Regions from separate parts of the Homo sapiens genome. Here all the other regions are linked to region 4. A link is a loop called in an ENCODE intact Hi-C map of the cell type or tissue named here. Cell type or tissue: ascending aorta. All regions are shown on one strand. Each heading gives the region's core, and the rest is flanking DNA. Links, peaks and the distances in the headings are about the cores only. Region 1 holds the start of MRM1 (mitochondrial rRNA methyltransferase 1). Region 2 holds the start of DUSP14 (dual specificity phosphatase 14). Region 3 holds the start of MYO19 (myosin XIX). Region 4 holds the start of AATF (apoptosis antagonizing transcription factor). Region 5 holds the start of GGNBP2 (gametogenetin binding protein 2). Region 6 overlaps ACACA (acetyl-CoA carboxylase alpha).

Region 1 (5,026 bases), core at 572-4,571, 350 kb before region 4:
TTCTTGTCCCCTCCTGGGGTCATCCCTCCACTCTGACTCTGACTATGGCAGCAGAACACCAGGGCCTGGCCCAGTGGATTTCATGGTGATCATTAAAAAAGAAAAATCGCAACCAATCTGCCTTGGCTTCAGGAGTGTCTTTCCATTCTTTCCCCTTCTCTGTGATCAGGGGTGCTTGTGTCTCAGAATTTCTTCCAGGTAGGTCCCAGGTGGGTGGATTGGGGGCCTCACTCATGGGAGTATGGATTACCTTAGGTAGCAGGAATGGGTTTGTTTGGGCCTTGAAAACATGTAGGAGTTTGACAAAGCGAAGACAGGTGTGCAAGGCTGAGAGGTCTGGAAGAGCATGCAGTGCTGTGCGAACAGCTCAGAACTTAAGCACAGGAGCAAGGAGCCAGATGGGGCTGAAGAGGCAGCTCCTTCCTGCCTTCCTGGATCGCTGGGGGGCTGAGTGCTGCGCAAGAGTCTCGCCATTACCTGTGGGACGGGGGCGTTAGTGAGCTTGTCAGCAGGAACACGACAGGCTCAGAGTCACTTAGGAAGAGAATCAGCGGCCCGGGATAGGAAGTGACTGTTGGGGTCCTGCTGGCTGGTGATGGGCTAGTGAGAAGTTCTGGGAAAAATCACCAGCGCCGGGATGTGGGGAGGGAGGCAACAAGACTGAATTGGTTGACCAGGAAGGCCAACCCATCTCCTTAAAGGGCCCTTCACTGGTGCGTGGGTGAATGCGGTCCCCGGCCTCCTGGGACCTCGAGGAACACAGGACGCAGCCGGTAGTACGGCCAGCTCAGCTCGCCGCTCCTCTAGCCTTGAGGGAGGCGCTGTGGGGGACAGCCTGGCAGCCACGCATGCGCAAAACACCGTCAGGAAGGGGCCGGGGAGGGGCGGGCTCCCGAACCCGGAAGCGAGGGACCCACGTGGGAGCCTGGGAGCGGGTGGTCGTAGCTCGGTAGTCCAGTTGTGGGTAATCGGGGCTGTTTGTTCCTGTCCGAGAGAGCTCGGCGGAGACGGCTGTCGAGTACCCTTCACCTCGGTGTTGGGAGCCTGGGAGCGAACTGCGGCGCGGGTTACCGCTCCCGGGGACGCAGCAAGGGGCATCGAGTCCCTGGCGGGAGCTGCGCCATGGCATTGCTCTCGACCGTCCGGGGCGCGACCTGGGGTCGCCTCGTCACCCGTCATTTCTCCCATGCAGCGCGGCATGGGGAGCGGCCTGGTGGGGAGGAGCTAAGCCGCTTGCTGCTGGATGACCTGGTGCCGACCTCTCGGCTGGAGCTTCTGTTTGGCATGACCCCGTGTCTCCTGGCTCTGCAGGCCGCCCGCCGCTCTGTGGCCCGGCTCCTGCTCCAGGCGGGTAAAGCTGGGCTGCAGGGGAAGCGGGCCGAGCTGCTCCGGATGGCCGAGGCGCGGGACATTCCAGTTCTGCGGCCCAGACGGCAGAAACTGGACACAATGTGCCGCTACCAGGTCCACCAGGGTGTCTGCATGGAGGTGAGCCCGCTGCGGCCCCGGCCTTGGAGAGAGGCCGGGGAGGCGAGCCCAGGCGACGACCCCCAGCAGTTGTGGCTCGTCCTCGATGGGATCCAGGATCCCCGGAATTTTGGGGCTGTGCTGCGTTCCGCACACTTCCTCGGAGTGGATAAGGTCATCACCAGCCGGAGAAACAGGCACGGACGTCCCTCATTCTCTATGTGCCCCAACTTGGAGACGCAGCCGAGTTCCTAAGCACCTTGGCCCTTGGGTGATCCCTTAGCCAGACTTACCTGTCCCAGAACTCTCATCCCCCTAGCCCTTGGGAGCCCTGGGAGGGTAGGGAGCCGGGCTTGAGATGGCCCAGCCTAATGCGGGGAACGGGGAAACCTTGCAGCTGCCCGCTCACTCCAGTAGTCAGCAAGTCCAGCGCGGGGGCTATGGAGGTGATGGACGTGTTCTCCACTGATGACCTCACCGGATTTTTACAGGTAATGAGGGGCAAGAGGGGAAGGAACAGATGTGAGCCCAGCTCAGCCTCTTCAAGGGGACGAAGCTAGCCCCTGGCGAGGGAGAGAAAGGGGCATGTTGGCACCGCTTCCTTTGGCCTTCTAAATCCCTCTGGGGATGGAAGGGTCCTGGAGTTTTTAAAACGGCAAATGGAGCATTAGCTGAATTCTTCCTAGCGTTATACCCTTTCCTGCACCCCTTCCCCAGGTATGCACCACTTTGCCTCTTCTGTAAGTCAGCCTCAGTGTCTATTTGCCTACTAGGTCGGGCTTCAGTAAATGCATTTTGTTCAGCTGTGGGGAGCTGCGTACAGGAGACCTGAGTTCCTCGAATAGGGCACAGCTTGAAAGGATGTTTGAACAAGAAGATCTTTATGCCATTAGTATCTAGCAAGAGACAAACCTTGGAAACCCCTCTCCCATCCGTTTGTCTTCAGCTGTGCTTCCCTTGCTGGACACAAGGAGGCAGTATTGCTCTGCATATGGAATCCCCTCTGACCATACCCCCCCCAACCCCCACCCCAACTGCAGGGTGAGAAATTTCCCTCTTAAGAAGGGGGAGAGCTCTGGGACCTGTCTAGAACAACGCTGTCCAATAAAAATATGGTGTGAGAAACATAGGTAGTTTTAGCTTTTCTAGTAGCCACATTGAAAAGTAAAGAGATGACATTTTAAATAAATTGTGTCCAGTATATCCAAAATAATATCAATTTAACATGTAATCATTTTAATTATTATTAATATTATTAATTTTTTGAGAGAGTTTCATTCTTATTGCCCAAGCTGGAGTGCAGTGGTGCAATATTGGCTCACTGCAACCTCTGCCTCCTGGGTTCAAGTGATTCTCCTGCTTCAGCCTTCCAAGTAACTGGGATTATAGGCACACACCATGCCCAGCTAATTTTTTTTTTTTGTATTTAGATGGGGTTTCACTATGTTGGTCCGGCTGTTCTTGAACTCGTGACCTTAAGCGATCCACTCGCCTCGGCCTCCCAAAGTGCTGGGATTATAGGCATGAGCCACCGCACCTGGCCTTTAAAAAATATTATTAATGAAATATTTTACATTCCTTTAAAAAATGTTTTACATACAACACACCTCGATTTGAATTAGCCACCTTTCAATTGCTTAATAGCCACATGTAGCTAGTGGCTACTATATTGAACAGCACATATCTAGAAGCATTTTTTGGCTTCACTTTTTTGTAGAGAGCCCCTTTCTCCAAGCCTGATAGGAGATGAGGTTCCCACTCATCACTTCCAGCCCCTGAACAGGTAGCTTCTGAAAACACAGAAACACTGCAGAACATCCACTTAAGCTCCAGGCATCACATCTCCCTACTGTCATCAGCATCTGACCTGGAGAGTGTCATCCGCCTGTTGCTGTGGAAGAGCTGGAGGTGCCCCAAGCAGGGGCCTGTGCTGGGGCCCCATCCCTTCCTGCGTACTCAGAGACACTGCTGTAGCAATTTTCCTCCTCTTCCTGCAGCATCCACTTTTCTCTTACACTCTCTTCAGCATGCAAGCAAACATTCCCCTCTCACGCTCTTGATCTCACACCAGTCAGCTCTTCCTCTCACACTGAATCAAAGGCTTCATCAAGGTCACCAGTGGCCTCCATGTTGCTGCATTCCAGGGTCTGTTCTCAATTCTTTTCTGACTTGACCCATCTGCAGCAGCTGGCACAGTTGACCACTCCTTCCTCCTTGAAACACTATACCTGCTTTCCTTCTGCTTCACCATGTCCTCTCTGAGAGACATTTTTAGTGGTTCTTCCTCAACCCCCTGACTTCCGAGCATTAGCATTTCCCAGATTTTAGTCCTCGGATCTCTTTTGTTGTTGTTGTTAAGAGATGGGGTCAGCTGGGCACAATGGCTCACGCATGTAATCCCAGCACTTTGGGAGGCTGAGGCAGGCAGATCATGAGGTCAGGAGATCAAGACCATCCTGGCTAACACGGTGAAACACCATCTCTACTAAAAATACAAAAAATTAGCTGGGTGTGGTGGTTCGTGCCTGTAGTCCCAGCTACTCGGGAGGCGGAGGTAGGAGAATCGCTTGAACCCGGGAGGTGGAGGTGGTAGTGAGCCGAGATTGTGCCACTGCACTCCAGCCTGAGTGACAGAGTGACGTGTCAAAAAAAAAAAAGAGATGAGGTCTTGGCCGGGAGCGGTTGTTAAGAGATGGGGTCTTGGCCAGGCACGGTGGCTCACGCCTATAATCCTAGAACTTTGGGAGGCTGAGGCAGGTGGATCACCTGAGGTCAGGAGTTCGAGACCAACCTGGCCAAAATGGTGAAACCCTGTCTCTACTAAAAATACAAAAATTACCTGGGCATGGTGGCGGGCACTTGTAATCCCAGCTGCTCGGGAGGCTGAGGCAGAAGAGTTGCTTGAATCCAGGAGGCGGAGGTTGCAGTGAGCCGAGATCACAGCGTTGCACTCCAGCCTGGGCAATAAGAGTGAAACTCTATCTCAAAAAAAAAAAAAAGAGAGAGAGAGAGAGAGAGAGATGGGGTCTTGCTGTGTTGCCCAGCCTGGAGTCCAGTGGCACAATCACAGCTCAGTATAGCCTCCGAATTCCTGGGCTCAAGCCATCCTCCCACCTCAGCCTCCTGAGTAGTTGGAGATACAGGTGCACACCATCTCACCTAATTTTTTTCTTTCTTTTTTCTTTTTCTTTTTTTTTTTGTAGAGATGAGGTCTCACTTTGTTGCCCAGGCTGGTCTCAAACTCCTGGCTTCAAGAAGTCCTCCTGCCTTAGCCTCCCAAAATGCTGGGATTACAGGCGTGAGCCACCTCACCTGGTCCTGGATCTCTTTTCTGTATATGTTCATTTCTTGTTGGTCTCATCTAGTCTCATGGCTTTAAATACTATCTGAATTCAAATTCCCGCCCAAGTGTATACTCCAGCCTGGACCTTGGTTCTGAATTCCAGATTCACTCATCTAGTTGCCTACTGCACAGTTGTTGTTATTGTTGTTGTTGTTTTGCTGTCAGGCGGGCATTTCAAACCTAACATTTCTAAAACTGAGCGCTTGTTCCTTCTGG
Region 2 (5,026 bases), core at 475-4,474, 540 kb after region 4:
ATTTGAAATTACCTAATTATCCTAGACATGTTGTAATGTTCCCTTTTATAATGCCTGGCTCAAAAAGCTTGATGTCAGGTTACAGAACTGTATGCATTCTTTGATTGTAATTGTGTTAACAATAGTAAAAAATCTTGCATACAATCAAGACCAGAAAGAAATCCAGATGCTAATTGTTGTTTTGTTAAGTAATAAAATGGTGGTAAGCAATGCTTTTTCTCTTTTTGCTTTTTTTTCTTTTTCTTATCTGTAATGTGACAATTCTTTATTACTTGGAAAGTACATTTTATGAGAACTGTGAAAACTCGGAAAGTAGAAGTTCAAAGTATTTTACATTTAATAACATCTAGCTAATCCTTATGATATCTAGATAAGGTGCTACTTTACATCTTATGAAATAGCACAAGCCTTAGGCAAACTTCTGTAGTAGAAGAAATGTGTTCTGAGACTTCTGAGACTTCTATCTTGCTAGTTTTTAAGATATCTTTTCTCCCAGAAACCTGGTGTCCAGTGTCCCTCTCAAATCTGCCAAAGGACAGTAGCTTAAAGATTTACTTATCTCAGGGGAGTTGCATTTTTATAGCCATCAATGGCATATAATTTGGAATTAGAGGCACAGGCAAGCAGGCCTTCCGAATCTCTGTGAGCCACAAGACCCGATGGCACCCTGAAATCAAACTTCTGTAGACTGGGAGCCTTGTTGACCGCTGTTCCCCAATTCTGACAGATCAAAGCTGTTGCTAATTTGTTAACCAGAGGCAGTGATACAAATGGAAGATGCAACTATTCATTCTGAGGGACGCATAAAAGTCTGATTAATCTAAGGAGCAGTCATTGCCCAAGCAGTTAAGGAGAATATTTTTGGAAAGGCAGACATCAGAAGCTAAGCAGAGTACAAATTTCCACCCTCTACTTACTGTATTAATCATATCAGCTCTCACTCTTCGTAGATGCTGCCCTGCTCGAAAGCACTGGTTATTTAGCTGGGAGTCAGGAGAACCCAAACCCTCCCTGGGCATAGACAAATTGTAATTTTATAGCAGACAGCCTCTAAAATGTTTCTACATCCACAACAGTTGACACTGCCAGGCGCAGTGGCTCATGCCTCTAATCCCAGCACTATGGGAGGCTGAGGTGGGAGGATTGTTTGAGCTTAGGAGTTCGAGACCAGGCTGGGCAACATATTATTTAAAGAGACTAGGTCTCTTTAGTAATAACAAGGCCAGGTGCGGTGGCTCACGTCTATAACCTCAGGGGGCATCACCTGAGGTCGGGAGTTCAAGACCAGCCTGACCAACGTAGAGAAACCCTGTCTCTACTAAAAACACAAAATTAGCCAGGCGTGGTGGTGCGTGCCTGTAATCCCAGCTACTCGGGAGGCTGAGGCAGGAGAATCACTTGAACCCGGGAGGCGGAGGTTGCGCTGGGCCGAGATCGTGCCATTGCACTCCAGCCCAGGCAACAAGAGCGAAACTCCGTCCCCCCCAAAATAATAAAAACTAATTAGCCAGGCGTGGTGGCGTGCCTGTAGTCCCAGCTACTTGGGAAGCTGAAGTGGGAGGACCACCTGAGCCCGGGAAGTGGAGGCTTCAGTGAGCCATGATTGCACCACTGCACTCCATCCTGAAGCCTATCTTAAAAAAAAAAGAAGAAAAAGTGACACCTATAAAAAAACTCACATACTTATAGTCCAGAAATGTGCTGTCCAGTAAGGTAGCCACTAGCCACATGTGGCTATCTAAATTTACTAAAATAAAATTTTAAATTCACTTCCTTAGTTACACTAGCCATATTTCGTGTTCAGTAGCAACATGAGGCTAGTGGCTACTGTACTGGAGAGTGGAGATACAGAACATGTCCATCATCACACAAAGTTCTACTGGACAGTGCTGGTCCAGAAGAGAATAACTTCAAATTGCATTTTTGGTACAGGCATGTATAAGCCCGCACTTCCACATTCTGTAAAGGCATAAACCGCCTCCCTACCCCAGGGCATGTCTGTACAGTCATTAAATGGTCTGACTCCAGCACTTCTTTCTACTTAATCTCTAAATCTCTAAATCTTGACACGCACATCGCACACAACACAAACTCTATTTTAGCCCACCTCCCTCTTCACTGACTCTTCATGGTAGGTTTAGTTCCCATAATCCATGAAAATGCCTAGCTCCTTGTCACTAGAGCTTGTTTTGGAAACCTGCCTACAGTGTAACAAGCTGGAATGTGAAGAGGGATGCATCTATTTGTGTTGCTGAGTCATTGAATTGACTGAAGCTTCAAGGACTAGGGGGTGCTGAGCAGAAATGAAAACACACAATCCTTTCTGTTAGAGATTTGCTCTTTTCGTATTGGCATGTAAACAAGTAAGTCACTAAGTGAACTGACGTCACAATTTAGTTTTAGGAAGATGCTTTTCCCAGGCACGATTTGAACTCAGTGGTTTCCTGAATCTAGCAAAGTATGCTGCTTTGTTTTCTCTTAGATTAATTTTGCCTAATTTTAAAGCTTTGATTCTCTTTTTACGAAGACGAAAATAAATCTCTCTAGTCTGGGCCTTTTTCGTTTCCCAGGATTATGATTAAAATTATCACTAACTTTTAGATAGTCCAGCACGCACCGGATGACTCTGAAGCCGGTTGGGCAGTGGAGATCGGGAAGAACATGAAAAAGCTTCAAAGCTTTTGGTTGAGGACATCGGGAGATGTAAACCCCAAACGCGGGTTTTACTTCTCCCCTCCACCCCTCCCCGCAAACCCATGCCTACTCGTTTTGACTGCTCAGCAATTCTGAGGCCAACCATTTGCAACGGCGAGGAGCAGGGGCTGGTGAGTCAAGGACTGGGCATGGAGTCAGGACTCTTAGGTGCCTTGACTCACGGCAGAGCCTTGAGGAAGTCGCTTTGCCTCCCACGTGTCTCCCTTCACCTGCCAGAGGCGGAGGGGAGGCGGGGCTGTGCTGGAAAACGTCCGTTTCGCACCGACTTATGTTACAGATGGGCAGACCTGAATTTTAAAAGACCCTCAGAGTCACACAGCAAATGAGCCCTCAAATGCCCGTGTCCCGCCTGCGCTCCGGAGAACCCCTGCCCTGCCTCGGGGACTCGGGAGGTGGGTGTGGGCTCCGAGACTCGGACGGCACCTTGGCGTGGCGAGAGCAGGTGGAGATGCGCACGGAGGTTGCATGTTCACCTCCGGGTCTCGGGCGCCACGGCTGCCCGTACCTGTTCCAGCAAGCGTCAGCCAGGAACTGCCGCGCTACTGATTTTCCCTTCGCTCTTGGGTCCCAACCCCCGGGCTCTCCGGGCTAGGGAGGCGGTGGGGTGGGGTCGAGGCCGTCCCGAGCCACCCGCGGCGGCTTCACACCTGTATCGGATTTGCTTTCTCGCCTTTAATCCTCTCCAATCCCGAAAGCACCCCAGCAGAGCGCCCCCGCAGCCCGCCTCGAGCCCGGCTCATACGCAGACGCTGACTGGGGAAGCGAGGGGTCGCCGGTGTGTGAGGCAGGGTAAGAGACCAGGGGACCTGCACGGAGGAGCGCTCTAGGGGAGGCTGCTGCCTCGGGAGCTAGGGCGCGCCCGGACCACACCGCACGGCGCAGAAGCCCAGCGCGCACGCGCGCCGCCTGCCGCCCCGCGCGTCCCCCCGCCCCGCGTCGCGTCCCCCCACCTCGGGAGAGGGCGGCCAGGCGCAGGGAGCGTGCGCGCGGCCCGCCCCGGGCGCGGGCGGAGGGAGGAGGAGGCGGCGCGCGCGGCGCCCAGCCCGCAGAAGCCGGTGGCCGCGCAGGAGGACGGAGCCCTAACCGCAACCCGCTCCGCGCCGCGCCGCGCCGGTAGGGGACCCGCAGGCCCGGGGGTGGGGGTTGTGGGGAAGGTGTTGGGGTGGGGCGGGAGGGCGGGACTTCGCGCTTCGGGTCCCTGGGCGCAGGGGGACCCAGAGGCCCGCGCGACCCCGCCTCTGGAAACTTTGTGCCGGCGCCCCCACCTGCTCCCTGGCGGTCCTTGACTCTTCGGGGCGGCCCGCGGAGGAGAGGCCCGAGACCTTCCGCAGCGCACCCTCGCCGGCCCTGAGCGTGCGCCCCCTGCCGCTCCCCCGCCGCGCCGCGCCGCCCCCGCGACCCTGTCCCTGTGCCCCGGGGCTCCAGCAGCCTCGGCCGCGCCTCCTCCGTCGCCTTCCGACCCCGCTGAGGCCGCCTACTCTCGCTGGCATCCACCCGCTCTGGAGCGCGCCGCCGCTTTTTGCATCTCCCCGAGGTTTCTGGTGCATGGATAGAAGCAACTTGACTTTCAGCGATGCCAAGTGTCCAACTTGAGTCTTTCTCTGCGGTGGTAGATGGGTGTGCGCGGTGCTAACATCTGTCTTTTTATTTCTCCTAAGTACCCTTGCTCCGGAGCGAAGTTGAGTTGTTGTTTGTAAAGAGGGGGTGCGTGCTGTGGCCGCCTTAAGTGGATTGTATAACTGTATTTTATTTAGGTGGATGTTGCCAGTGGTACCAGCCAGTGTTATGGTAACTGGGCATCCCAGAGGCTAGGGAAGGAGGAGCGACTTACAAATGCAGTTTTACCATGCAGAGATTTTTTTTTTTTAAAACCACCTTGTACTTTCTATCCAGCAGGACCTCCGGACATTTAGTGTGTGTTAACTCGTTAGCTGTTCATTATCGTTTTATAAGAGAGGGGGGTGGAGAGCGTTACCATCCCGTTTTACAGATGTAAAAACGGAGGCGAAGAGCAAACTCCGGGTATCCTTAGTAACCTTAAAAGAATAGGGACCAAGAGATTTAACCCAGAGTCTCCTGGAATTCCTAGTCCCTAAGGCCACTCAGAAGTATGATGGAATGTTGGACCGTCCTCCCTGACATTCTACAGATCACTTAAGAGTCAGAGAGGCCGAGGCCAGCCGGCAGCTCCATGCCTGAGACTCAGCTCTGCCACAAAGTTAAGTAACACTGGACAAGTCACAGTTTCTCTCCGCTCATTTCCTTCCTGCTCTCTAAAACCAGGGGAACAAAGGTGCTGTATTCTTTGCAG
Region 3 (5,026 bases), core at 636-4,635, 410 kb before region 4:
ACACATCCTCTTGGAAGCCCCAGGCTTCTACTATGCCTCAACAATTCAGGTGGCAGGGACATCTCTCAGGACTTCCTCTGCAGAATCCCCAAAGTGCCCTAAGGATTCCCTTACCCATCCCACCTTACCTATCCCAAAGAAAGGAGCTAAAAACCACAAGACAGATTCAAATTAGGTATCAGGAAGAGTTTCTTGATGATGAGTAAAAGGCACTGGAGAGACAATTTGAGGAGAGAAAAGAGACCTTTAAGGGGGCTTTCCCTTCCTTCCAGGTTAGGGCTAGCAACAGATGCTGCAGGTGCTTGAGGGCCTGGGTTATCTAAGGTTGAGGTTTTACCTGCTGGAGCATCCTCCTTCAAAGTGGTCAGCCAGGGTTCTGGGTTGCAGGAGGTACAAGGAGTACTATCCACCTAGTCATGGGACCATGGGCTGGGGTATGGTTCCAACAAAGGGCTCAGTTCTGGAGGAATCTCAGACAAGTCACTCCAGCGCCTGTGGCATGAGAGAGAAGACAAGGACCACACACAGGTGAGGGCTTTTCTGGAGTGACTCACTCACTCCTTCCCACCTAGCAGAAGCAACCAAAATGAGATGCAAGGCAGGCCTGGGCGGAGAGTGGGCCTGTCCTTTCCCTTGCCAATTAGGAGACAGGGAAACTTTTATGAGAGCCTCAGAGGCTCCCTGGGCCAGTTTTATTACAGGGTTAGGGTTTGGGTTGGGGTGGGGCTGCAAACCCTCTGGGTCAGTGTGCCATGGAGGAGGAGTAAGACACTGGGGAGACAGAGAAGCCTTGTGCCCTATCCTCTACATTAGACAGAAATATCCTATTTCAGTCGTTGGTGAGGAGGAGAGGCTGGAGTCATCTCTCGCTGCTCCAGGAAAGGTGTGGTGTGGTAGTTTATATCACAGTTCAATCACTCACTGGGTGTGTGATCCTGGGTCAGGCACATCACCTACCTCAATTTCTTACCTTGAAAATGGGGACAGTTAAATCTGCCTCATAAGGAGTGGTTGTGAAGGTCAATGAGGTCATGGTTTGACAGCACCACACAAAGTACGAATCTGAGTATTCACTCAGAGGATAAACACTGTTAGCACTACGACTAAGGGTTGATGATCCATTTGGGAGCGCTAATCAGGTGAACGGTCCAGTGTCAACTTCAAGAAGGTGAGGATTTCAGGGAGATGAATCCATCTGGGAGGTGGGGTGTTGTGAGGCTGGGCCTAAGCCAATCTTTGAAGAATGGTTAAGTGACCCTCAGACTTGGAATTTTCTAGGCCTTGGCACCACCCCTAGCAAGGAGAGATGAGGCTGAGGGTGAAGCGTGCCTGCAATGGATTAACCCTGGTGGAGACTTTCTTGAGGCTCTGAATACATCAAGTCTTTAAAGAACCCAGGGATAGGGACTTCCATAGAAGCTGGAAAAAGGACAATTGAGGCGGAAACAGGTATCAGGACCGTGCTGGACCACTTAAGGTGTGGTGCTACAGCCCTAAAAGATCCTGACCCTGGACACTGACTGTACCCCATCCAAGGGACAGCCATGCAGAGGGCTCCAGAGAACAAAGCTCTTTCAACTGGGAACTCATCTCAAGCAATAGGTCCAGAGGGGCAGCACAACAGGTTTGGGGTTTGAATCCAAAACCCAAGGCCCCTGGCACAGAACCCAAGAACTAAGCCTCACTCTGTTTCCTCGTTTACAAAACGGAGTGATAATATCCAGATCTCACGGGGCTAAATGAAGCGTTAAAGGGGCTAATACCTGTGAAAGCGCTCTGCAAATGTTATTACGATGCAGCATCAGCTCCTAGCTGGAGTCAAGTGAGATTAGAGCAGTTTTCTCCAGTTCTCCCAGCTCCTGCTCCAGTCGGTTTCGCGGTTACCAGCCAAGAATTTCTGGAAAGGGTGTGAACACTGTGGGCAGAAAGGAGACGGTAATGAGTAAATGGAACACCGAATCAAGGCAAGTGGCAACCTGATCACCAGTCCCTCCTTCTCAGACTGTTTCTTTCTAGGCATGGAGGACAGTGGGAGGGCAGACGCTGAGAAGCGCTGGGTAAGGATCTCATCAGTCCAGCTGGCTCCGCCCCCAGGTTCCCGGCGGGAACCGGGGACTCAAGGTCCGGGCGTCGTGCCGCAAACCCAGGGCTGGGATGCCGTTCCGGAAGCACCTGGCACGGGGAGAGTATGTCCTTCCCAGGAAGGTGGACGTGACCCCAGCCAAGGGCGCAGCTGCCCTGACACCTCCCGGGACCAGCCGCCCCCTCCCGGGGTCCTCAGCTGGGCGAAGAGTGGAGCAAGGACCCTCTCCCCCCAGGCCGCCCCCTGCCGGCCAGGTGGAAAGGTGGAGGGTGATCAAGAAAGACTTGTTTCAAGCAAGAGCCAAGAGCTGGGCTACCCCCTCGTGAGACACAAGAGGGTCAAAAGGAAAAGGCAAAAAGGAGGGAAACGGCGCTTTGGAAGGGGAGGTGGAGACGCCTACTTCTTCCTCACCGCTGCGGGGCAAACTGGCCTCCCAAGCCCCTTCCGCGTCTGAAGGGCTTCAGATATAGGTTCGGGTTGACACTCACCGGTCCCACGGCCCGAGCCGCCGTGCTTCAGGCCCCCGCCCGGCCAGACTGGAAAGGCGGGCGGGCCAGGTCAGGCGGCGGGAAGAACACGGGCAGGAGAGAAAAGAGGAGGGGCAAGAGCGTGCAGTGAGGAAAGGAACCTGGGAGCGCCGAACCGCACCCCGTCGGCTGCGGCACTGCTAAGTGGCCGGGGGTCGGCCGGCTCCTCCCTAGGGGCGGGGCGAGCACTCGCGGCGCGGGGCGCGCACGTGGCTTGGCCGGGACGCCTGGTCCGGCTTGCTGGCTTCAACTACGGTGAGATGTTTTGCGACCCTGGGGTAAAATGAGGGTAAAGCGGCAGCTTCCCACGTTCTGGGGGAGAAGCGCGGAAGCACGGTTTCCTGGGCCTTCGGGCGACACCAGGACTGGGGGTCTTTCAGTAGAGGTCGCCGCGGCGGAGTCTTGTGCGAGTGCGGCGGAGTGTTGTGCGAGGCCGGCGGACACCATTACCCTGATAGGGCCTCGCCGTGAGGTCTGAGGGGCCGTGTGAGGTGCATGGCGCGCCGTTTCCTCTCCAGGCGCTCCTCTCAGGGCTACGGCCCTAGAAGATCTGGCCTGCACCAGCCCAAAGGACATGACAGGAGTGGGTAGCCCACGGGACACTGGCACGAGCGCCATGATGGGCGGAGACGCGCGGAATCGGCCGGCCCGGAAGTGCCAGCTGCCTGCGTCGGCCGGAAGTGCCGCGCGGGAGGCGGAAGCGGCTGGTTCCCGCGTGGTTTGGCGGGTGCAGCGGCAGTCCGGCTGCCCTTCCCACGTAGACCGTCTGCTGGGGGCGCCGGCACCATTTGGAGTACGTGAGGTATACGGGTAGGGCGCGGCCAGGTCGGGCGTCTGTTAGGAAAAAGACTTTTTATTTTTATGTTTATTTTTTAAGAGACGGAGTCTCGCTCTGTCGCCCAGGTAGGAGTGCAGTGGCGCGATCTCGGCTCACTGCTGCCTTCCACCTCTGGGCTCAAGCGATCCTCCCGCCTCAGCCTGGCATTACAGGCGCGCACCACCACGCTCAGCTAATTTTTAATTTTTCTTTTTTTTTTTTTCACTCCTGGCCTTAAGCGATCCTCTCTCCTCCCAAAGCGCTAGGATTGCAGGCATGAACCACTTCTCTCGGCTAGGACTTTTATTTTTAATGGTCAACTGATTTGAGTTGGTTACTGTGAGATATTGTCACAGGTTCCAGACAGGCCATAATGCACGCATGCATTCACTTACTTATTCAGCTCATGGTACATTTAGAAACTCTAGGTTCATGTTTAACCAACAAATGTGTTCTTCCAGTATGCCGTTTTTCAGACAATGATGTGTGGCATTCAGAGGTGTTTTACAACCCTTAATAAAAGAGCAACTAACACTAGTATGTGCTATACATCCATTCTTAATGCACCCACCGTACCTACTTCCATCCTAACCTGAAAACATAGCTGTCTGTAAATGAGGAAAGGAGCAGCCTGGGGATCCAGAAATCACTGCAGGGGTCACGTTTTGTACCAAGGCAGTAGGTTTGGAGAGGCTCTGAACTGGAACCAAGGCCCCCAACTTCAAAATGTACTTGGCCCCTAGCGTTTGAATTTGCTTTAAGGTCATTAGTAAATCCTATTCAATTTGCATCAAAGAATCTTCATGATACGTACTGTGCTCCATAATAGAAATTCCCATCTGCCTATGATGCCATTCTCAGAGTTTATATCCCAAATTCGCTCTCTTTTCCTTTGCTTTTTCTTTTCCTTTTTTTTTTTTTTTTTTTGAGATGGAGTCTCACTCTGTGGCCCAGGCTGGAGTGCAATGGCTCACTCCAACCTCTGCTTCCCCGGTTCAACCGATTCTCCTGCCTCAGCCTCTAAAGTAGCTGGGATTACAGGCGGGTGCCATCACGCCTGGCTAATTTTTGTATTTTTAGTAGAGACGGGCTTTCACCATGTTGACCAGGCTGGTCTCGAACTCCTGACCTCAGGTGATCCTCCCACCTCGGCCTCCCGAAGTGCTAGGATTACAGGTGTGAGCCACCACGCCTGGCCCCAAATTCACTTTCTTTGTGAGTCTGTCTTGTACAGGGAATAGCTGAAGCTTTGTAACCAATAATTTAATATTATTAGTATGACATTTCTATCTGAACACATTAGTGTTAAGCTTCTTCCCACAATCCTTGGAAGGGGAATCACAAATCCTAGGTGAACTCATTAGGGCCCAAAGTTCTGCTCTGAAATCTAGTAATAAGAGTAAAATTAAGCCAGGTATGCTAATTACACAAGAATGCTGCTTTTCACAAATCCATTCCTTTGCTCTTGTTTTCACAGGAAGAAAAATGTCTGAAAAGCAGATGAAGGAAGCTTTTGTCAGTAACCTCAATGGAACCACCGTGCTGGAAATCACCCAGGGATTGTGCTTTCCTGCATTCTGTATCCTGTGCAGAGGGTTC
Region 4 (5,026 bases), core at 418-4,417:
CCTTGTCAAGTGAGCAGACAGTTGTTTGGGACAATTGGAAAGTGTCACCCCTTGCCCATCCTCTGCTGTGCCTAATCGCCTGCCACTTTGCAGCCCTTGGAGGGCAGGGAGAGGGATTGTGGACTGGGCGCCCCTCCGCCTTCTCTGGAGAAGGCCATTCTGTTAGGGAACTGCTCACCCTTATTCTCCTCTCCCTGTTCCTCTCATCTGCTCTCATCTCTACATCAGTCAGAGGTTGAAACTCCTCGCCACAGTCCACTCTCCATCTCCATCCCTACCCCATCAATAAGCCCTTCCCCCACCATCTCAAGACACTGGAATGCAGGTAGGGAGAGGCCCCCAGAGGGAGTATTTGAGAATTTGCTCCCCTGTCCCTTGCCTCAACTACTCTCAGTTGCATCTTAATTCCTAGAATTACTTCCTCTTCCCTCCACTCCTGGAGTCCTCTTTCTACCTTCAGTATAAGGTCAGGCAAACATTTTGGGGGGCCCTGGGATGTGTGTGACAGTAGAACGGTCTTGATTCCTTGCTAAAATGGCTTCCCAAGTCAGTAGGGACCAGGACAGAGAAGGGAGAGTAAGTAAACAGGTCTATGGCATTTTCTGCTGAGTGTTTGCCCAGCACAGCCCCCAAATTGACCAGCAGTGTCCTGTTTGCATGACAGCTTAGAGGTGGTCTCTGCAGTGACTCACCTCCCTTTCTCTTTTCTTCCTTCTCTTTACCTCAAAGGCCAGGTTTCTAAGCATTGTAAGTACCCAACATAGCAAGGGGATAGGATTGCAGGAGGTAGTTTCTTAAATGTGGGGTGGGAGAAACATTTTTGTCCTTTGAAGCCCCATGGCACCTTGTCAAGGAGCAAGGAACACACTTTTGCTTGGGAGGCCCGGACACAGGCACAAGACTGCAATTATAGAGGATAAACGAAAAACTGTTCTCTTAGGCTAAGCTCTCTTATGGATGGTAAAAAGCCGTTTTCTTCTCCTGAGTGCCCTGCCTAGCCTGGCATTCTTTTCCTTCCATGTCTGAGGGGGTTTACCCTCAGACAGGTTCTCCTTCCCCTCTGCAGCCCTGGTTGTCTTCATTCTTCAAGGGCCACTTTACAGGGACATGGAACAGGCTCCACTAAAGTGGTGTCCTCTTATTGCTCTTGGCCCTGAGGACATATGAAGATTGTGAAAGTCAGAGATCCTCTCTTCCCTTGGTTTTCATGGGAGACAGTAGAGAGCTGAGGGTTCCCCAGTTGTTCAGCTGTGGGATCCAACTGGCCCGGGCTGTACCCAAGGGGCACTGCCACAGTGCACCACTAACATCTCTTTTCTGGATCCTTTTGAGGCAGATTCTGTTTAGAGGGGTCTAGGTCTCTACAGGCAACCTCCAACAGATACCATAAGAATAGACCACTTTGTAGTCACACTTATCATCCCTTATTGCAGTTTCTGTTTACATGTTTGTCTACCCTCCTAGGCTGATTACCGTGGGGGGGAGAATCCAACTTACTTATCTTGTATCTTATCTAGCAGTGCCTGCCACATAGTGGGCAGTCAGGGAATGCTTGATGAAGGAAAGAGGATGTAAAGCGATTGTGTCTTTCCGTGTGCGGGGTGCAATTACATTTATACTATTAAGTCTTTATATTTTGAGTCTGTCCCTCTAACGGTAGACCTGTATTTTTCTGCATTTGTGCACCTGCTTAAGCTGCCTGAGCATGCCCTCATCTCTGAACAGCAAAGATAATCAATACCGAGGGGTATGCAGTGGAGTAATCCACACCCCACCCCCTTTCCCTTGCTCAGGCAAGGGTACTTAGAGACGCTACTGAAACTATCTTTAGCCACAGCGATTCCTAAGTATTCCCATTAAGAAAGACGCCAGCAGTCCGCCACACACTTACACGTGCATATCCCTGACATAGGATTCCCAAATCCTGGCCGCTGAAGGGCGGGAGGCGTGTGCCCGGCCTCAGACTACTATAAATTGCGAAATGACAAACCTGCTTTGGGTCCCAGTCTCTGCGTGCCCGAGTGCGCACCCGCGATTCGAGCAGCTTAAGCCCTACTCCCTCCTCCTTCCCAAATCAGCCACCGTGGGCCACGGCTACGCTATGCTTTATTCCTAAGCGAATCTCGCACAAATCTCGAGGCATATTTTGTACAAGGGGACACTGGCCGCGCGCATCGCAATCGCATCTCAGCGACAGAAGCGGTCACGTGCCTTGGCGCGCTTCCGCACCGCCCCTTCCCGCGCACTCGCACGCGCACGCGCACACGCGCCCATACGGCTCCAATCCCTTCAACCTTCTGCGCGCTTCCGCCTTCATGCTAGCAACGCCCGCAGTGACGCGCAGGCCCCGCCCCCTCCCGCGCGCCTCCCGGAAGTGGCCGGTCCAGAGCTGTGGGGTGGCCTCCGCGCGGTCTCTGGCGGAGTCGGGGAATCGGATCAAGGCGAGAGGATCCGGCAGGGAAGGAGCTTCGGGGCCGGGGGTTGGGCCGCACATTTACGTGCGCGAAGCGGAGTGGACCGGGAGCTGGTGACGATGGCGGGGCCGCAGCCCCTGGCGCTGCAACTGGAACAGTTGTTGAACCCGCGACCAAGCGAGGCGGACCCTGAAGCGGACCCCGAGGAAGGTGAGGCCGGACTGGGGCAGGCCACGTGCGGAGCGGTGGGCCAGGCCCTGTGGGGCAAGGGGGCGGCGTGGGAGGGGCGTGCGCGAGGCCGCCGGGCCTGCGCTCCTTCGCTTGGCGCAGAGGAACGTCGCCTCCCGCGAGGGTGGTCCCGGCCTCGGGAGGAGGGCTTCGGCTTCTTTTCACACGCACTCGAAACTTGGTGCTCGGCTGGATGGGCGGAACAGATCGAGGGCTCAGGCCGAGAGGAGCTGGTCTTCAGGTTTACTTGCTCCAGGCCTGTTGGAGGGAGCCAGAGAGTCTGCTAGCAAGTTGGAAGTTAGCTTTGAGGATGCCCTTTCTGGTATTGCGTTAGAAAGGAGGAGAAGAAAGTCGCATGTTTTTAATTCAGGTTGCCCTTCAAAACTAAGTTGGAGACTGATGGAAGGATTTTCTGGTGCTGTTTAAGTCTCTTGAAGTCTCAAGACACTTGTTCAGTGGCTGACGACTGAGACTCCTGTTCTGTAAGCTGATGTTCAGAGTCTAGCTGGGAGTAATCCCGCTTTAGACTTGAGTCGGAAGTGTGAGAAAGGGATAATAAGGAGGGATAAATGCGAGTGCTGAACCGTATCTTAGGAAGATCAGTTGAAGAAACTCGGGACTGTTTAGCCAGAATAAGCAAAGAAAACTCCCCAAAGAATGGGACAGAGTGAGGGGAGAACGTGATGACTGATTTAAGATATTGGAGCGACTGTCACACATTGAAGAGGAATTCAACTAGTTTGATAGGATCCAAGTCATAGAAATAGATCCCACTAGTAGATGCCAGGAGTCAACTTTCTGTTTAGAAACAGCAGTAAGACAGTGTTCTACTTTGGGAGAGAGTGAATTTCCTATTCCTGGAAGTTGGTGGGGATTTCGTAAAGGACGTTCAACTATGAGATAAATGGGTCGACCAGGGTTCCCGTTAAAGTTTCTGCTAACCTGGAGATTCTGTTTACTTTTCCCTCTCCCCCGACAGCCACTGCTGCCAGGGTGATTGACAGGTTTGATGAAGGGGAAGATGGGGAAGGTGATTTCCTAGTAGTGGGTAGCATTAGAAAACTGGCATCAGCCTCCCTCTTGGACACGGACAAAAGGTATTGCGGCAAAACCACCTCTAGAAAAGCATGGAATGAAGACCATTGGGAGCAGACTCTGCCAGGATCGTCTGGTGAGTAGACATTTTTGAATGGAACTCTTCTCTTCCCTAATTTTTTCAGGGTTAAAATCCTCCGGTCATCCCCCATGATCTTTGCAAGAGTAGTCTGCGGATCTTTTTTTTGAGACAGAGTTTGGCTCTTGTTGCCCAGGCTGGAGTGTGATGGCGCCATCTCGGCTCACCGCAACCTCCACCTCTGGAGTTCAAGCGAGGCTCCTGCCTCAGCCTCCCGAGTAGCTGGGATTACAGGCATGCACCACCACGCCCGGCTAATTTTGTATTTTTAGTAGAGACGGGGTTTGTCCATGTTGGTCAGGCACCCCTATCTGTTATCTTAGGAGAGACCATTGATTTGGTATTAGAAAGGGTCTTAGAGGTTACTTCATTTCACTTCATAAGGAATCTAAAGCCCAGAGTGATTAAGTTGCTATACTCCTTATGTTCGGACTAATGGCTCACCCTACAGTGGAGTGACAGAGAAGGCAGTGCATTTTGGCTACTGGAGAGGGTTATGAGCTGAAAAACCACTGTGTCTGATGAACATGTTATCCTTGAATTGTGACCCCTGACCTTTGGTTTTCCAGGACTTGCATTGAAGCACTGTGTGATATTAGTTATTTGTGAAACTCATTTTTTGCCATTCTAAAAAATCACATAATCCTTCTCTTCCCTGCAAAAGAGTTAGGAGTCTGTGCGCTTATAGTTTTAAAGAATTGTAAATTTCTCAGAGTGGAAGAAGGGGCTAGATATGGTGATTATTGGGAGAATGTCATTTGTTTTCCTTTAGAAAGGTCAGGGGTGTCATGTTGAGAATCCACAGATAATATAAAAGGAACTATCATTTAGGTTATGATATCTATGATTTAGTCCTTGATGTAGTTCTGGGAGCTCCTGATAAGCTCATTTCATATTCTTTGCCTAGAGACTGATAAAGGGACCAATCATGAGACAAATATGATAATATTTATTGAGTTCTTACCATGCGTCAGGCACTGAGTTTAGCTCTATAATTTAAGTTCTAAGAGCCTGGGACACAGTAAGTCCTCAAAAAAAAAATTATAAAATTACCTGGAATTAGACAGATTTTTATAAAAAATTATCACCATTATCACTACATGTGTCACCTAATTTAATCCTCCCAATTGCGCAGGAAGTTATTACTACTTAGCCCCATTTTACAGATAAGGAAATCGAGGGGCAAATTGGTTACATAAGTTTGCTCAAG
Region 5 (5,026 bases), core at 465-4,464, 400 kb before region 4:
TGGATTTATAGCACCCAGGCTACCTCCTTGAGAAACAGCAACTTACCTAGCAAATCCACCTTTTTCGCCTTTAAGAATACGTTTTCATTGAATTCCTATTTGTCCAAAGATACTAAGTATGCCCGGTGGACCTAAGAGACAAACCCAAATTAGGGAAAGTAAGCTCAGATGGAAAGAGACCTTTGGGATTTCATTTTATTATGTTTTATATATGTTTTAATACCTTTTCACAGATTTAAATCCCCAGGGTGAATACTCCCTTCTTTGTTAGTACCTGGCGTGTGTTCAGTAGTCAAAGTAATTAAAATTAGCACCTATATAATGAGCTTGTCATTTTTAATGTTCTTTACCAACCAGAATCCTAATGAAGTCTAAAAGGTTTAGGCTGGGCACGTTGGCTCACGCCTGTAATCCCAGCACTTTGGGAGGCCGAGGCGGGCGGATCAAGAGGTCAGGAGATCAAGACCATCCTGGCTGACACGATGAAACCCCGTCTCTAATAAAAACACAAAAAATTAGCTGGGCGTGGTGGCAGGCGCCTGTAGTCCCAGCTACTCGGGAGGCTGAGGCAGGAGAATGGCATGAACCCGGGAGGCGGAGCTTGCAGTGAGCCGAGATAGCGCCACTGCACTCCAGCCTGGGCGACAGAGTGAGACTCCGTCTCAAAAAAAAAAAAAAGGTTTAAAGTGGGTACATTAATTGATGTACCACTGTAGGAGCACCTCTAGATACTGAAGGCCACAGTATCTTGGCTCACTGCAACTTCCGCCTTCCCGGTTCAAGCGATTCTTCTGCCTCAGCCTCCGGAGTAGCTGGAATTAAAAGTGCTCGCCACCACGCCCAGCTGATTTTTGTATTTTTAGTAGAGACAGGTTTTCTCCATGTTGCCCAGGCTCGTCTCGAACTCCTGACCTCAAGTGACCCGCCCGCCTTGGCCTCCCAAAGTCTTGGGATTACAGGTGTTAGCCGCCGCCCCCGTCCTGGTTTTTGTTTTGTTTTTTACATAAAACGCAAGATTCTCTAAAAATGTCCAAATTTTGGCTATGTATATGAACATCATACATACGTATTAGATTCAAGCTAATACTCACTCTTCTACTCTGCTAACATGGCCAGAAGACATAAAAAAAATTTTTTTTTGAGACGTAGTTTCACTCGTCGCCCAGGCCGGAGCACAATGGCGCGATCTCGGATCATTGCAACCTCTGCCTCCCGGGTTCAAGCGATTCTCTTGCCTCAGCCTCCCGAGTAGCTGGGATAACAGGCGTGCGCCACCACGCTCGGCTAATTTTGTATTTTTAGTAGAGACTGGGTTTCACCATGTTGGTCAGGCCAGTCTCGAACTCCTGACCTCAAGTAATCCACCCACCTCGCCTCCTAAAGTGCTGGGATTACCGGCGTGAGCCATGACCCCGGCCCAGAAGACATAAATATTTGCCGGGTAATGACACCTTCGGGAATGAACAATGGTTCTTCGTTTATTATGTCACCGACCCTAACAATGACCACACAATGTACTAAGTCAACATGGCTAAGGGTGCACTATGGGTTATTTGTTGTGAATCTCTAAGACTCCATGTGATAACCAAAATACTTTATTTTGTTTTGAGATGGAGTTTCGCTCTTGTTGCCCAGGCTGCAGTGCAATGGCGCGATCTGGGCTCACTGCAACCTCCGCCTCCCGGGTTCAAGTGATTGTCCCGTCTCAGCCTCCCTAGTAGCTGGGATTACAGGTACATGCCACCACGCCCGGCTAATTTTTGTATTTTTAGTAGAGACGGGGGTTTCATCATATTGGTCAGGCTGGTCTCAAACTCCTGACCCTCAGGTGATCCACCCACCTCGGCCTCCCAAAGTGCTGGGATTACAGGCGTGAGCCACCATGCCCGACCCAAAATACTTTTTTTAAAGGTATCACAGCTCCAGGAAATAGAGCAGTAAATTGATCTGTCCTTCAGATCACCAGGACTTTCATAGGCTAAATATCTTCACAACAGACCTCCAAAACCTTCAAGGTCAGAACTGAACACACGGTGGCGAGAGGAACTGTCTTCACAGCAGCTCTGCTTCCTCGGAGACGGCCAGAGGGAAAGGCCGTTGGCCAGTGCCAGTACTTCGCCCAAGGGAGTACCTGCTCACATTAACCCAGCCCAAGAAGTTCCTTTGGCCAAGACGCACACACACACACCACTGTCCGGTTTTCTATTTCCTTCCAGTGTAACGACAACCACAAGCTATCAGCACTTCACTATTTGCTGTCCCCTCAGCGGGATCGGGATGCAGCTACGCAGCGGGCCCCTGGCGAGCCGCGGTGTCAGGGCCCTTTTCTCCTCTTCCCACCGTGGGAAGCGAATTCAGTGGCGTCAAGGGCCAAGAGCCAGACCTGAGTTTGTCTCTCACCCCCCGATGCTCGTCTCCCTTTTCTCACTGCCTTCCGCCCCCTCTGATCTCGACTTCTCGCAACCTATCCAGGTCCTCTCTGGGCCTCTGCCCTGAGTCAGCCCCGAATCAGACGGGCTTGACTCGCTGAAAGAATTCCCCTTTGAGAGGAGGCAGATTCCCCTCTACATAGACGACACCCTGACGTCGAGGGGCTTGCCCCTCGTCCGTGGGGAAGCCTTCCCGGCCCGCGGCTGGGGCCTGAGGTTGGGCCGATCACCCCTCCTACCAGTCCTAGTTCGGGTCTAGCGGAATGGCTGGGCTCCGAGAAGGGCGCCGGGCCCACGGGCGGGACGGCCAGGGCGGCCCCGCACCCTCTGGGCGCAAATTTCTCCAGCGGGGTCCCCAGCGCGGCCAGCCCCAGTCTCGCGAGAGGACGTGGGTCCCGCCCGGCGCCCGACCCCGCCCGGCCCCACCTTCCCCTCGTCCCCCGCCCTCCTTCTTCCACTCCCCGCGGCGCGAGCGGCTGACTGCCCGTAGAGGAAACGACATTCGGAGCTGCGCTCCCGCCCACGCCGGCCCTGACGCGGGCCTCGTCAGCCAGTAACAGGGAGCAGAGGTGGGAGTTAGCGAGGCGACCACGAAAACGGTGAAGGTCGGAACCGACAGCCTCCTCCGAGAAGGGTGAGGAAAGGGTCTGAGCCTCCCCGTTCCCTGGACTCCGCAGAGCCGCTGCGGGGTCGATCCCTCCCAGGGGCGGGGTCGCGCTGGGCAACTGCAGTCCTGGGGCCGACTGGGCGGGGTGCGCCCAGAAGCGGGGAGAAGGGGTCAGTTGGGGGCAGAGGGCACCCGGGCGGCGGGCGGCGGGGAACAGGCTGCGGGGCCCAGGCCAGGGGTGGGGTCCTGGGGCCGGGACTCCTGCAGCGGGCGGGGAAGCCCCCGGCAGGCCGGTCCCTTCCGCCTCTCCTTTGGACCCTGACTGGAGGCCGGCGGGCGGGCGGGCGGGCGGGAGAGAGGGAGGGAGCGCGGCGCGAGGGGGGCGGGTCCCGGCGGCGCTGGGCGCTGATTGGCTGAGCGTGTGTGGAATCGGGTGATGGGAAACGCAGCCCGGCTCTCCCGTACCCTCCCGCTCCGCTCCCTGCCCCCCGTGGCGAATGTGCTGCGCAGCGGCGGGTGCTTACGCTCGCGGGGTTTGGCTGTTGCAGGCAGGAGCTGGGAGGAGGCGGCAGCGGCGGCGGCAGAAACAGCAGCGGCGGCGGCGGCGGCAGCTGGGAGGAGGTGGTGACGGTGGCAACGGCAGCGTCGGGGACGATGGCGCGACTCGTGGCAGTGTGCAGGGACGGGGAGGAGGAGTTCCCCTTCGAGAGGAGGCAGATTCCCCTCTACATAGACGACACCCTGACGGTGAGCGGGCCGGGCCGGGCTGGGCCCGCCGCTCCCCTGGCAGCTGTTTCCCCTCCTCCCCCTCCCCCAGGCCGAGCGCTGCGCACTGGAGAAAGAGTGTGTTGCAACTCCTAGGCGAGGCCTTCTCTTCAGCAGGCCCCACAAACTCGCCTTTGCAGTGGGTGGCTCGGTAACCTCTGTCGGCCCCAAGCCCAGAGCTCCGTACGCACTCCCTCTCTCCAGATTTTCCTTCTTTTGGAACCTTATTCCTTGACCCTTTCCCTTTAGGAGACGCTGCTTTTGTCAAAGCACACATCTCAGAGAGGGGTTGAAGGATCTTGGGCGTTTAGGGCCTACCCCATACAGAAACCACCTACCCTCGGGGAGGCTTAATTACCTGGTAATGTCGCAGCTGCACTGCTACCTGTGTATTTTCTGTTTTAATACTGGTAGCTCTCACCACATAAGCTTAATTACTGGGGGCAGAGTGACATGCTCGTGCACAGTCAAGATTCCACTAAAATGGTTTGATTTCGTTGTAAATAGTCTCGTATTGCCTAATGCATTAAAACTCTTGAAATGATTGTATTGCTAGGCCCTTTCTTCAAAACGGGCTTTCTTCGCATTATTTAGTTTACAGGTGGACTTTTTTTTTTTTAAAGGAAGCCAAATTATTGAATGTGTAAGAGTACTATAAAAAGCTGATTGCTCATCTTGAGTGTCAAGACCCAGTTCCGGGTACTTTATTCTTTAGATTTGGTAGTGTAGCATTATCGACCCTCTGCCCTATGTTGCTGTACTGTTTCCTTTAAAAGGAAATGGCTGAAATTTGAATTGAATCTGAACAGGAAATGAGTGCAGTTGCTTGCCACTTAAGAAATGAAATTAACCTTTTCCGAATATCTTTTGAAATCTGCGTTTTGATGATGCTGAAGCTTTGGATTATACATTTGCTTATTTCGATAAGGTGCACCTAAGTCTCTTCATCTCATCAGTATTCTTTTGCTATCAAAGGCAGTTGATCAGTTTTGTTCCTCAATATTTTTTTTTGCAAATATCTACCGAAGTTTTTTCAAATTTTATGTAAAATGCAAGTCATTGTAGAGATGCCAGTCTATGCCTTTATGCTTGCCAGTCTCAATTAAGACTTGATTGAGCTGCAGTACTTTAAAAAGGATTAGAAGAGCTATTGAATGACTTAATTTATTAGAAGTTTTTAAGTGACAGCATTTCTAATTATTCAAGTGCATTTATTTTTCATGAA
Region 6 (5,026 bases), core at 510-4,509, 410 kb after region 4:
GAGTACAGTGGCGCAATCTCAGCTCACTGCAAGCTCTGCCTCCCAGGTTCATGCCATTCTCCTGCCTCAGCCTTCCGAGTAGCTGGGACTGCAGGTGCCTACCACCACACCCAGCTAATTTTTTGTATTTTTAGTAGAGACGGGGTTTCACTGTGTTAGCCAGGATGGTGTCGATCTCCAGACCTTGTGATTCGCCAGCCTCGACCTCTCAAAGTGCTAGGATTACAGGAGTGAGCCACCGCGCCCGGCAGCTTCTATAATTGTTAATCTTTAAGAACATGTTAGATAATGAGATAACTTTTTTTTCTGAATTACAAAAGGATTCTCTTCTCCTCCCACAATTGAAAATACTAATTTCTAATGCATTATTCCACAGTTTGTATTTTAATTTACTTCTTTCCTCAACTAAGACTATTAGGATATTAGCCATCCAATTAAAGGAAAAAAAGATTTTAAAGAAAGAAAAACACTAGCCCTAAACCTGTTAAACCAGTCCACGTGACAGGTATAAAAATTTTCCTAGTCATTGACTGCAAAGGAAATAATGTTACATAGTGATCTACACCTGAACCTGTTCACAGCACTTTAGAGAGGTCAACATCAGATGAGAGAGCGTTCTCTGAGGCTGGCTTTCACAATACCAGGTCTTCAGCATTACCTAGTTTTTGAACTATAAATTCACTAAGATAAATGCCACCATTTCCCAAGACTTCCTTTTTAAAAAGCAATTTAATCTTATGCTTGATGTATTTCTATTATGCACTGGTAAATCAAAACAAAACAAGCCTGGCGTGGTGGCTCATGCCTATAATCCCAGCACTTTGGGAGGCCGAGGAGGGTGGATCACCTGAGGTCAGGAGTTGGAGACCAGCCTGGCCAACATGGTGAAACCCTGTCTCTACCGAAAATACAAAAATTAGCCAGGCGTAGTGGCGCACGCGTGTAATCCCAGCTACTCGGGAGGCTGAGGCATGAGAATCTCTTGAAACCAGGAGACGAAGGTTGCAGTGAGCCAAGATCGCACCATTGCACTCCAGTCTGGGTGACAGAGCAAGACTCCATCTCAAACAAACAAACAAAACAACAACAACAAAATTCTACAACACTAGTAAACACAGATGGCTTCATAAATTAATACTTTACCTTTGGCATCTTTCATATGCCCACTTTAAAATGTTTAATATTCTTGGGTTCACATCAGTCCTCCTGTTATGCATTCAGTTTTACTGAGAAATGAAGAAACTGAGGCAAGAGAAGTGGGAAAAAACTTGCTATTTGTAGCAAGCAGGCATCTATCTGGACAGGTAAACTGTGGTCCTGCTCTATTAGGCCACAATGCTTTTCTGAAAAGTGCCTGTCAAATAAGCACCACAGAAATCCTTCTCATCACAGACATCCAGGGCATCCCCCTCAAGAAGGGACAAATATGAGTATTCTTCCCTGCTGAGTGAGAAAAGACCATGTAACCAAAGAAAGCATGCTTCTCAATCTATACTACCGAATTGGGAGGGAAAAAATGAATGGAAAGAGAGAGAAAATCCAAGGAAATAAACTTCTGAGACTGAAGATGTGGTTATTAGGTTTATCCACACATTAGGAAATTACTGAAACATCGCTTAAGTAGAAACAGAATCAGGAAGGCCTAGGGTCTTTTTTTTTATTCCAGTCTTAAACCTCCAAACAAAAATATCTGAAATTAAACTATTTCTCCTGAGCAGTTATATTCTTAAATGTCTCTATAGAACCCACAAGGCCTACACGAAGTCCCTGATTTTTAGAGGTGATTTCAAGTGTCCATTAGTGTCCACTCTCCCACTCTCAAATCCAAAATAATGTTGGCCCCGATCCGGGCAGGACCTTCACGCACATTTTCCTGTGAAATCATTAGCTTCACATCAGCTTCCTACGTCCTATTTCCAGTAACTTCCCTTGATCAGCATGGCAAACGAGGAGAGTAACAAAAGGCATGTACATTTACTATGTCCCTCGCAGAGAACATAATAAAATCCTGGGAACAGGAACTGGCAGATACAACCTGCCTGGCCCTGGCTCTCGCCACGATACAAAGGCACGGAGAGAGCAAGTGAGGTCTGCACCCCACACCTCACTCTGCAAGAGAGAAAGGACTTTCAATGCAATCAGACCCAACCCGCAACGCCCCCTTCCCACGTGGTCTTCTCCCTCTCCCGAGCCCAGAATCGGATTGGAGAGGGGTCTGGAAGGAATCAGACCACGCTGGAGCTGGGCAAGAGGGGTGGCGGGCGAGCTCCAGGCAGAAACTCCAGCCCCCCTTCCTAGAGGAGCCCTGAACTGTACGCCTCCCAGTTCCGGGATCTGAATCCCCACCTCCCGAGACCCCAGACCTCTCCATGTCTCTAGGGAGGGGACCTCAAGGCCTCAGAGCTGCGGGAAGGGCTGGGCTGCCCCGCACCCGATCTGGATAGTGTGGAGCCCAGGCCGCGTGCGGGTGAGCGGAGGCTGGGAGGCGGCCCCCTGCCTGCCGCCGCCCCTCCCTTGGCCCCAGTTTCTCCAGGTCCCCGGTCACAGGTTCTGGGCCGGCCCTCACCTCACCTCAGGGTGGCAACGTGTGCGGTCGGGCGATTCCGGAGCCCCTGCGTGGAGGAACTGCTGGGCGGGAGGAGACGCCGGCGGCTCGGGCGATGGCTGACAGGCGTGCAGCACCAGGCCGGCCCGGCACACGGAGAAGGGGCGGGGCTTCAGGGGCCTGACCCGCCCCCGCCCCGCCCCTGTCTCCCACCTCAGCCGGCGAGCTCCATGAGGTGACTACGTCCGGGGTTACTCCAGGCCGTTCACCTCCGACCCCGCTCCGGGCTGCGGCGCTGCCAGGGCCGCCGGGGGGCGAGGCGCGGGCCCGAGGGCTCAGCGGCAGCCAATGGGAGGGCGGCGCGGGGCGGAGCGATGTGAGGCGATGCCGATGGTCCGAGCGCGGATCTGCCATTCGGGGCCCAGCGGCTAGAGGGCGGGCGGGCCGCGGGCGGGCCGCGGGCGGGCCCTGGGCAGTCGTGGCGCCCCTGGCCCGGCCTTCGCGGCCCCTTCTGCCACAGCCGGGTACGGGGCCAACCCCTCGGCTCCTCCTCCTGGCGGAGAGGGGAGTGGGGGAAGCGGTCCCGCATGCGCCTCGCATCAGGGACAGAGGCGTCCCAAGTGAGGGGCCAGGACTAGCCGGCCTGTAGAGGCGGGGAAAGGGAACCCAGAATTAAGGCGGGCTAGAATGGGGCAGGCGGTGTGCGGGCCCGTTTGTCTGTTTAATCCTAACACATTAACAAGGGGTGGGCAATCGCGTCCACTACCTGTCCTCATCACGCTGGCTGGTTTCCAAGTCTGGGCGAGCTAAGTAACCCCATGCTGGAACTCCATAACCAGCCCCCCGTTTCGCTCCTCAGCCCCGAGACAGCCCACTCCAAAGGTGTTATACATGCTGGATCCTGGCGTGTTGAGGAGAAGCCTCAGTAAACGAAGCTCAGTAAGAAGGGGAATGTACCAAAGAACCACCGTCTTCTGCCTGCCCTGAGCAAAATAGTTGCCACAGCGTTCCAGACTTTTCGGATTGGAGAATGCTTCCCGTCCTCCACTGTGGGCACGCCGAGCCTTTGAGAGGAAGCCAGTCGGTGTCTCTAGTTTTGCCAGTTACTTCATAGCAAGACTTTCATGGTAGCTGTGTGTTGAAAATTAATAATAACTGGAAGGGGTCCCAACACAATACAAACATTGCGTAGGGAAGAAACTTGGAGAAAATTGCACTTGAGAAGAACAGGGTGAACTCAGCCCTTCCAAGGAGGAATTTAATGAAGCATGCAGCGCACCTTCTTAATGCTTACAAACTTGTGAGGAAGGCCAGGAGAGGTGCAGAGGATGACAGTTTGGTAGGAAGAAGTTCCACGCCAGAGAGTAAAAAGTGAATAGGATAGAAATACATGCCCAGGTAAGAAGTTCTTGGCGGAAGCTGAGGCAGAAAGAGGGAAAGATTGGTCAACAAGGAACAATATTTATCTAGGAGCCCTCATAATCCCACTAAGTGGGGCTTCCCTAAGAATTTATCAACCCATTTTTAAAATAATAGGGTCAAGCACAGTGGCACGTACCTGGACTGTAGTCCCACCTACTCAGAAGGCTGAGGTGGGTGGATGGCTTGAGGCGAGGAGTTCAAGTCTATATGTAGTGTACTGTGCCTGCGCCTGTGAATAGCCACTGCACCCCAGCACTGGCAACGTAAAAAGACCCCATCTCTAAATAAATAAGTTAATTAAATAACAGGGATTGGAAGCAGAGAACTTAGGAAAGATGTGGACTTTACAGAACAGGGATTCATATTTCACAATAATTATATCACTAATATATCAATCAGTTGGACAAATGTAGTGGGAGGAAAAAGATAATTGGGCAAGACTTCCTGGTTTAGTAAGATGTTTGATTTGACTCACCGAAAAAAATGGCCTGGGAAGAGGGAAGCCTTGCCTTTCCATAACAGCAGTCTCTGAAGCTGACATGAAGGGAGTGACTTCAAAAGAACTAAAAACCATGCGGTTGCCTCTTACTTTTCTTTTACCTTTCCTAGATCCTCTTAAGTAATAGGAATTCTTTCCCCAGGATTCTTTTTTTTTTTTTTTTGAGATGGAGTCTCGCTCTGTCGCCCAGGCTGGAGTGCCGTGGTGCAATCTCAGCTCACTGCAACCTCCACCTCCCAGGTTCAAGCCATTCTCCTGCCTCAGCCTCCCGAATAGCTGGGACTCCAGGCACAAACCACCAAGTCCAGCTAATTTTTGTATTTTTAGTAGAGACGGGGTTTCACCATGTTGGCCAGGATGGTCTCGATCTCTTGACCTCGTGATCCGCCCACCTTAGCCTCCCAAAGTGCTGGCCGCAAATGTGAGCCACCACGCCAAGTCTCCCCAGGATTCTTAATGGTGTTGCTGTTTACCAGCTTTACAAGCTCTGCAAAACCAGGGATTTACCCTCAAAAACTGTCCTTATGTGAAATTTCAGCCAGCCCCTGCATGTCCTGCTT

Evidence for each region. Hi-C counts contacts between places; a loop is a spot of excess contacts. Peaks named below come from ENCODE experiments on the same cell type or tissue, not always from the same donor. Only the 100,000 strongest peaks of a DNase experiment are listed, where the experiment ranks them.
Region 1: a loop joins it to region 4, with 5 times the contacts of the local background. A loop is called at or near these places in 16 of 110 quality-filtered maps.
Region 2: a loop joins it to region 4, with 3 times the contacts of the local background. A loop is called at or near these places in 2 of 110 quality-filtered maps.
Region 3: it touches region 4 in a loop (4-fold over the local background); 16 of 110 quality-filtered maps call a loop at or near these places.
Region 5: a loop joins it to region 4, with 16 times the contacts of the local background. A loop is called at or near these places in 16 of 110 quality-filtered maps.
Region 6: a loop joins it to region 4, with 3 times the contacts of the local background. A loop is called at or near these places in 8 of 110 quality-filtered maps.

The regions. Positions count from the first base shown.
Region 1 is chr17:36,600,689-36,605,714 of GRCh38, forward strand. MRM1 (mitochondrial rRNA methyltransferase 1) reads left to right here and starts at 895. Exons shown (of 5, transcript NM_024864.5): 1 at 895-1,664; 2 at 1,865-1,958. The coding sequence starts at 1,123. It overlaps DHRS11 (dehydrogenase/reductase 11), which reads left to right. Exons shown (of 7, transcript NM_024308.4): 7 at 1-116. In ascending aorta, for the core only: CTCF peaks have their summits at 777 and 2,429 (motif pointing right); DNase peaks (open chromatin) are centred at 833, 1,240, 1,877 and 2,453; H3K4me3 peaks cover 1,993 bases; H3K27ac peaks cover 1,231 bases.
Region 2 is chr17:37,486,131-37,491,156 of GRCh38, forward strand. DUSP14 (dual specificity phosphatase 14) reads left to right here and starts at 3,761. Exons shown (of 3, transcript NM_007026.4): 1 at 3,761-3,828. RefSeq lists an enhancer at 4,861-5,026. In ascending aorta, for the core only: no CTCF peak of the experiment used is centred there; DNase peaks (open chromatin) are centred at 2,841, 3,631 and 4,051; H3K4me3 peaks cover 2,409 bases; H3K27ac peaks cover 2,369 bases.
Region 3 is chr17:36,532,190-36,537,215 of GRCh38, forward strand. It overlaps MYO19 (myosin XIX), which reads right to left and starts at 2,679. Exons shown (of 26, transcript NM_001163735.2): 1 at 2,572-2,679; 2 at 1,764-1,915; 3 at 338-492. The coding sequence starts at 349. PIGW (phosphatidylinositol glycan anchor biosynthesis class W) reads left to right here and starts at 2,798. Exons shown (of 2, transcript NM_001346754.2): 1 at 2,798-3,403; 2 at 4,905-5,026. The coding sequence starts at 4,913. RefSeq lists an enhancer at 1,370-2,045. In ascending aorta, for the core only: a CTCF peak has its summit at 2,331 (motif pointing left); DNase peaks (open chromatin) are centred at 2,132, 2,792 and 3,242; H3K4me3 peaks cover 2,652 bases; H3K27ac peaks cover 2,243 bases.
Region 4 is chr17:36,946,593-36,951,618 of GRCh38, forward strand. It overlaps AATF (apoptosis antagonizing transcription factor), which reads left to right and starts at 2,362. Exons shown (of 12, transcript NM_012138.4): 1 at 2,362-2,624; 2 at 3,622-3,813. The coding sequence starts at 2,534. In ascending aorta, for the core only: a CTCF peak has its summit at 2,916; DNase peaks (open chromatin) are centred at 2,329 and 2,817; H3K4me3 peaks cover 2,586 bases; H3K27ac peaks cover 1,793 bases; H3K27me3 peaks cover 760 bases.
Region 5 is chr17:36,542,035-36,547,060 of GRCh38, forward strand. It overlaps GGNBP2 (gametogenetin binding protein 2), which reads left to right and starts at 2,885. Exons shown (of 14, transcript NM_024835.5): 1 at 2,885-3,063; 2 at 3,585-3,783. The coding sequence starts at 3,691. It also overlaps a transcript of MYO19 not described here. In ascending aorta, for the core only: CTCF peaks have their summits at 2,036 and 2,302; DNase peaks (open chromatin) are centred at 2,128, 2,867, 3,507 and 3,797; H3K4me3 peaks cover 2,957 bases; H3K27ac peaks cover 2,912 bases.
Region 6 is chr17:37,356,428-37,361,453 of GRCh38, forward strand. The region is part of intron 1 of ACACA (acetyl-CoA carboxylase alpha); the gene reads right to left. Among named protein-coding and RNA genes, the nearest start is that of C17orf78, 17 kb to the right of the region's middle. In ascending aorta, for the core only: a CTCF peak has its summit at 2,934; DNase peaks (open chromatin) are centred at 2,144 and 2,864; H3K4me3 peaks cover 2,724 bases; H3K27ac peaks cover 2,792 bases.